2 separate regions of the Homo sapiens genome follow, and region 1 is linked to region 2. A link is a contact called in ENCODE Hi-C or POLR2A ChIA-PET data. All regions are on one chromosome and are shown on one strand. The core of a region is the stretch at or near the end of the contact, and the rest is flanking DNA. Distances in the headings are between cores, read along the strand shown. Region 1 holds the start of LINC02022 (long intergenic non-protein coding RNA 2022). Region 2 has its middle 39 kb from the start of TMEM40.

Region 1 (2,819 bases), core at 178-2,677, 170 kb before region 2:
TACCATATGACACTCAGCTTCCACATGCACCTTCCACGCACATGTGAAATTCAGAACAAGCAAGCAGCCTTGTGTTTCCACCTCCCAAGATACAGCCACACTTCAGATCACGAAGGGGTTTTCTCACCCCTTGCCCACAATGAGGCACAGTCCCTCAGTCACTGTGTATGGGGTGGTGGGGGGGCGGGGCTCTGAGTGACTCCTCAGATTCCATCACAGCGCTGCTGAATATTCTGTTCCCTGAAGACTAAATTGTAACGTTACCTATCGACACCTGTATAGAAAGTGAAAAATGGAAAGAAGGAAATAGCACAAACCAACTAACACGTGTGTAACCGGGAAAGTGAAAGTGAGTAAAGCTACTGCAGCCCTCCCTTTGCTAATGGAAGGCACAGCTGTGGGTAATGTCTGTGGCTTCCTTCTTCCCAAACCCATTCCATTGTCCCCTGCCCTCATACAGACCTAAGCCGGTCAAGTTTCTTTAAAATTGGTTTTATAGAGAAACCGTCACCCAGGCTGAAGTGCAGTGGCAAAATCATGGCTCACTGTAACCTTGAACTCCTGGGCTCAAGTGATCTGCCCACCTTGGCCTCCTGAAGTGCCGGGATTACGGGCATGAATCCACTGCACCTGGCCTCAAGTTTCTCCTATGTGGGGTGTGACTGAAACCATCATTCCTAAGGACTCTGATTCTTCAACTGTCCTTTTTTGGCTGCTAGAATTTCCCACGAGCCATTACCATTGGGTATGGATATACCAGAGAAGCCCCTGGGTTCTTGTCCCCATTGCGTAGCAAAGCCTTGGTGACTGGGATCACTCTCTCCAGCTAGTAGAGAAACCCTTTTGCCTCCCATTGCTTCAGTGGCCTGGGGAGCCCCACATGGCCAGGGGAAAGTCTCATCTTCCAATGCACTGGAACCATGCCAGATTTCCTCTGGGGAAGCATTCCCTCGTAGAAACTAAGACCTCCAAACAAGCAGAACTCAAAGTTTCTGGGGCAGGAAGCAAACATTCCGTGCAAGGGTTACTAGGTAAGAGCATGAGAGGAGCCCCTGCCACCTGCACCCCCAGCTGCAGACCCCTGCTGGGGAGGAGACAGCACCACGTGGTGGTCTCTGGCTCACAGCATGCACCGCTCCCTGTAAGGCAGAGCCCTGGCCTTCTAAGGCCATGTCCCCAGGTGGCTGTGTGCTGTGGCTGCAGTGACCCATTCCACCTCTACATTAAGCTGCTGCTGTCTGGTGACGGTGGATGGATAGGAAGACAAGTTACAGTTTGAGTTTTTGTTCCTCCTTGGGGGCTTAATTGTAGGTTTTGAACATGTAAAATACTTGCATGGCTCACAAGTCAAAACCCCATGCAAAGATATTTTCATCCCCTCCCCCCTTCTTACCGCACCCCGCAGAGCTCTATGCTCATCATTTTTGTGAGTTCCCAGGTTCATCGTGCCCTGTTTCCGTTCGCAAAATTAAGGAAAGATGTTCAGACACCGTCGCCTGGCCGTTCATACACAAAACAACTCGCGCTGTGTGTGCTGCCCCACTTCCTGCCACTTCACTAATGGCCGCCCATTACCCATTTGTTGACTGTCAGCTCCAAACCTCCCCGTCCTTCCCTCGCTGTGTGAGGACAAGGCTGAACTCCGTGTCATTTGCCAGCTGGCCAGTACCCTTCAGCCCAGATCTCTATGCCAAGCAGTCTGAAATCCTTCTGAGCAACCACTACACCACCTCCGAGGTCAGGGTCTTTGGTGTCCCAGAGGTTCTGGAGAACTTGGAGGTGAGTGGCATCTGCATGCCTCAGGACAGGCCGGAGTCAAGGGCGTCAGGAAGGGCCTGGAGGAAGAGGGAATGTGGCATGGATGTCCTGGGCCAGTTCTCTTTAAAATTTATTTTTACAATTAGAATTTTTAAATTGAAGTACTCTTTTTCCGTAGCACTACTGCTCTCTCTCAGGCTGCGTGATTGTATTAATTGTTCCGACCTCTGCTGGTCTTCCCCAGCTACAAGTTAAGCTTGTGGGGGCAGCACTGAGAACCCAAAAAAGGCGCCAGTGAGCATGTGGTGCGTGGCATGGCAGAATTCGGTGCAGGAGCGTCTGCCACACAGCAGGGAAGAAAGCCCTAATCCCTGCTGGGACAAGTCCCCTCTCTCCAGGCCTCACTTCCTCCATGACTAAGTCACGGGGTGGGATTGGTGGGTGAATGATCCCTCAGGCCCAGAGCCTGGCAGGCTGGGAAGAGTTCTGGGGTGAGAGAACCAAGGAGTTCCTCAGCATTTCCGCCTGCTCCTTCCTCCTGCCTTACTGCAGCCCGCGTGACCGCGTGTTCTCCCGAAAAGGCAGGGAATGCTCAGCATGGCTGATGAGGGAGGAGGGCCAGCCCGCTGGCAGCTGCTGGAGACCAGCCATGAGCAGAGCTCGGGCTGCTGCCTTACAGAGGTAGTGCTTGGTGATACTTCATGTTGGTCCAGCTTTTTTTAAAGCAGCACTCGATTAGAATTGAAGGAGCTTGAATTTGATTCCGACATTCATATCAATTTGCCCTTCCCTCAAAAAACACCCTTAGTATAGACAGAGCTTCCCAACTCTGCAGACTACATGCCGTCCCTGAGCAGTGCCCAGGTGTCCTTACCTGCTCATGAGGTGTTGTTGAGGTGTTGTGTTTGTAATTGGTGGGTTCTTGATCTCACTGGTTTCAAGAATGAAGCCGCAGACCCTCATGGTGTTACAGTTCTTAAAAGCAGCGTGTCCAGAGTTTGCTCCTTCCGACCTTCAGATGCGTTTGGAGTTTCTTTCTTCTGGTAGGTTCCTGGTCTCAC
Region 2 (3,285 bases), core at 412-2,911:
GTCACTTATTCATTCAGTCAGTCATTTAGTCATTCATCAAACTTTTTTTTTGAGACAGAGTCTCGCTCTGTCACCCAGGCTGGAGTGCAGTGGCATGGTCTCGGCTCACTGAAACCTCCGCCTCCCGGGTTCAAGCGGTTCTCCTACCTCAGTCTCTTGAGTAGCTTGGACTACAGGCACGCACCACCATGCCTGGCTAATTTTTTGTATTTTAGTAGAGATGGTGTTTCACCATGTAGCCCAGGCTGGTCTCAAACTCCTGAGCTCAGGCAATCCGCCCACCTCGGCCTCCCAAAGTGCTAGGATTATAGGCATGAACCATGGCACCCGGCCTCATTCATCAAACTTCTATTGAGACTTCACTCTGTGTGCCAGGCTCTGCTGAGACTGAGATGAGTAAACACTTACTGGCTACCTGACTGTGTTTTAGACAAGGGGTAAACAAAGCCAGCCCAAAGTCTTAGCAATTCTCAGTGAGGTGATTTTTGCCCTGGCCACCATCCTGCCGCACCACCAACCAGGGAACATTTGGCAATGCCTGGAGACACTTTTAGTTGTCACAACCATGGTGAGGAGGGCGCAACTGGCATCTGGTTTGTAAAGGCCAGGGATACTCCCAAATGCCCTGCAGTGCACGGGCTAGGCCTCCATAACAATGAATTCTCCAGCCTCAGACGGCAATAGTGCTGAAGCTGAGAAACTCTGTTGTAGCTTCAACTCTAGTGGAGGAAGATGGAGGTAAGAAAAATGTGTCAGAGGGTGCTAAGTGCTATGTAAGAAGAGGGGGCTGGGCACAGTGGCTCACGCCTGTAATCCCAGCACTTTGAGAGGCCGAGGAAGGTGGATCACCTGAGGTCAGGAGTTTGAGACCAGCCTGGCCAACACGGTGAAACCCTGTCTCTACTAAAACTACAATAATTAGGTGGGCATGGTGGTGGGTGGCTGTAATTCCAGCTACTTGAAAGGCTGAGGCAGGAGAATCGCTTGAACCCAGGAGGTGGAAGTTGCAGTGAGCACTCCAGCCTGGGTGACAAGAGTGAAACTCAGTGTCAAAAAAAAAAAAAAAAAAAAAAAAGCAGGGGACAGGGAGTGCTGGGGAAGTGCTCACTGAAAAGATGACGTTGGGCAAAGGAAGTGAAGGACTAGCTATGCGGCTGTCTGGAGGAAAAGTGTTTCAGGCAGAAGGAATAGCAAGTACGAAGCCCCTGAGGCAGAAACAAGCAGGGCAAATTGGAGGAGCAGCCAGAAAACAAAGAAAATAAAATATTAAAAAAGGATACATACATACAGGTAATAAAACTGTAAGGAAAGTGAAAAGATAAACACCTGCTGGGGAGAAGGAGGGAGAGAAGCAGGGCCAGTGTCTAATGCGCTGGCAATGCTTTGTTTTTGTAGGTGGTGGTTACACAATAGATACACAATATCTATTTTCCAAGCTGTATGTATATCCTAGATACTTTTCTGTATGTTATATTTCACAATAAAGACGATTTAAATCATGTGTTAGTCTTTACTGTTTGCTCAACTGTGGGTGCTATTACAGGGCATAGACACAAGAGGGGGCGCTAACCAATGAGCAGCGGCAAAGCAGTGTTTCCTAGCAACGGGGAAAACGTTGAAGCAGAAACTTCCTTCAGAGTGGTTAACTGATGGATTCTGGCTGCTGCCCCTGACAGGTCGGCCAGAGTCCACTTCGCACCCTGGAGGCGTCTCTGCAGGGTCTGGAGTGTCACTGACTTTTGTGGGGAGTAGAGCTCTTCTCCCAAATGCGAAATCGGGTCTGCAGAACACGAGAGGTTGCTCCCTTGTGCCGCGGAGCTTTCTTCTCCTGCCAATGTTAGATAATAACGACGTCCTCATTAACAGATGCCATTATTAATATCATTAGTAACAGAGGGCTCTTATCCGTAAGACTCCAAACAAGTCGTAGTGTTTCCCTCGAAAAACGGAGGAAATTAAAGAATGGAAAGGAGGGACCTTGCCTCCAGCCTTCTAAGACCTCAGGTCTTCTAAGACCTCAGGTCTCTCTCTCTCTCTGTCTGTCTCTCTCTCTGTCTCTGTCTCTCTCTGTCTCTCTCTCTCTCCTCTCTCCTCTCTCCTTCTCCTCTGTCTCTCACTCCTCTCTCTCCTCTCTCTCTCCTCTGTCTCTCACTCCTCTCTCTCTGTCTCATACGCACACAAAGAGAGAGAGGTTTTTCAAGATTTGGGATGCGGTGGAAGTTTTCAAGATTGCTGGCCGGTCATGGTGGCTCACATCTGTAATCCCAGTATTTTGGGAGGCCGAGGGCAGATCACCTGAGGTCAGGAATTCAAGACCAGCCGGGCCAACATGGCAAAACCCCGTCTCTACTAAAAATACAAAAATTAGCTGGGCGTGGTGGTGCGCGCCTATAATCCCAGCTACTCTCAGAAGGCTGAGGCAGGAGAATCACTTGAACCCGGGAGGTGGAGGTTGAAGTGAGCCAAGATCATGCCGCTGAACTCCAGCATGGGTGACAAAGTGAGACCCCGTTTCAAAAGGGGAAAAAAAAAAGATTATTGACAAAGCAGAAGGTTTTATGATACACAGGTAAATATTAGGTAAATTTGAGGCTGAGTGGGATTATGGTAATGAATACCTACACTGTTAAAAGAAGTTACCCCAGACTTTATCTCACTTGACTTTACAATCACTTTGGTACCACTCCATTTTGGAGATGAAGAAACTGAGGCTTAGAGAGGTTAAACTGTGAGCATGCCAGAGCTTTCCTCCCAATCCAATTTACTAAAGAAGAAGTATTAACTAGCTTTTTTTTTTTTTTTTTTTTGAGGCGGAGTCTCGCTCTGTCGCTCAGGCTGGAGTGCAGTGGCGCTATCTCGGCTCACTGCAAGCTCCACCTCCCGGGTTCACGCCATTCTCCTGCCTCAGCCTCCCGAGTAGCTGGGACTACAGGTGCCCGCCACCGCGTCCGGCTAATTTTTTGCATTTTTAGTAGAGACAGGGTTTCACCGTGTTACCCAGGATGGTCTCGATCTCCTGACCTCGTGATCCACCCGCCTCGGCCTCCCAAAGTGCTGGGATTACAGGCGTGAGCCACCGCGCCCGGCCTTAACTAGCTTATTTTTAAGGGGTGGGGGAAGCTGTTAATTGTCTCTCATGCCTGTAATCCAGGACTTTGGGAGGCTGAGGCAGGCAGATCATGAGATCAGGAGTTCAAGACCAGCCTGGGGCCGGGCGCGGTGGCTCATGCCTGTAATCCCAGCATTTTGGGAGGCCGAGGCGGGTGGATCACGAGGTCAGGAGAT

Evidence for each region. Hi-C counts contacts between places; a loop is a spot of excess contacts on that map. ChIA-PET counts read pairs that join two places held with the same protein, here RNA polymerase II (POLR2A). Pooled maps may share reads with other maps.
Region 1: a loop to region 2 is called in a pooled map, with 3 times the contacts of the local background. The contact joins the promoter of LINC02022 here to the enhancer-like site in region 2. A Hi-C loop is called at or near these places in 2 of 168 maps with a recorded cell type or tissue (chondrocyte and naive thymus-derived CD4-positive, alpha-beta T cell), 2 of 37 single-sample maps with no recorded cell type and 12 of 50 pooled maps. POLR2A ChIA-PET finds 5 or more read pairs at or near these places in 5 of 52 experiments (OCI-LY7, PC-3, activated T-cell and 2 more).

The regions. Positions count from the first base shown.
Region 1 is chr3:12,883,819-12,886,637 of GRCh38, reverse strand. It overlaps LINC02022 (long intergenic non-protein coding RNA 2022), which reads left to right and starts at 1,427. Exons shown (of 3, transcript NR_136189.1): 1 at 1,427-1,779. It overlaps LOC105376956 (a long non-coding RNA gene), which reads right to left. Exons shown (of 5, transcript XR_940601.4): 4 at 2,633-2,819. RefSeq lists enhancers at 1,368-1,457, 1,548-1,677.
Region 2 is chr3:12,718,512-12,721,796 of GRCh38, reverse strand. No RefSeq gene overlaps it. Among named protein-coding and RNA genes, the nearest start is that of TMEM40, 39 kb to the left of the region's middle. RefSeq lists an enhancer at 1,722-1,771. Within about 2 kb of position 1,661, at least 2 of the 41 ENCODE cell types and tissues checked have a DNase peak (open chromatin) inside an H3K27ac peak, as active enhancers do.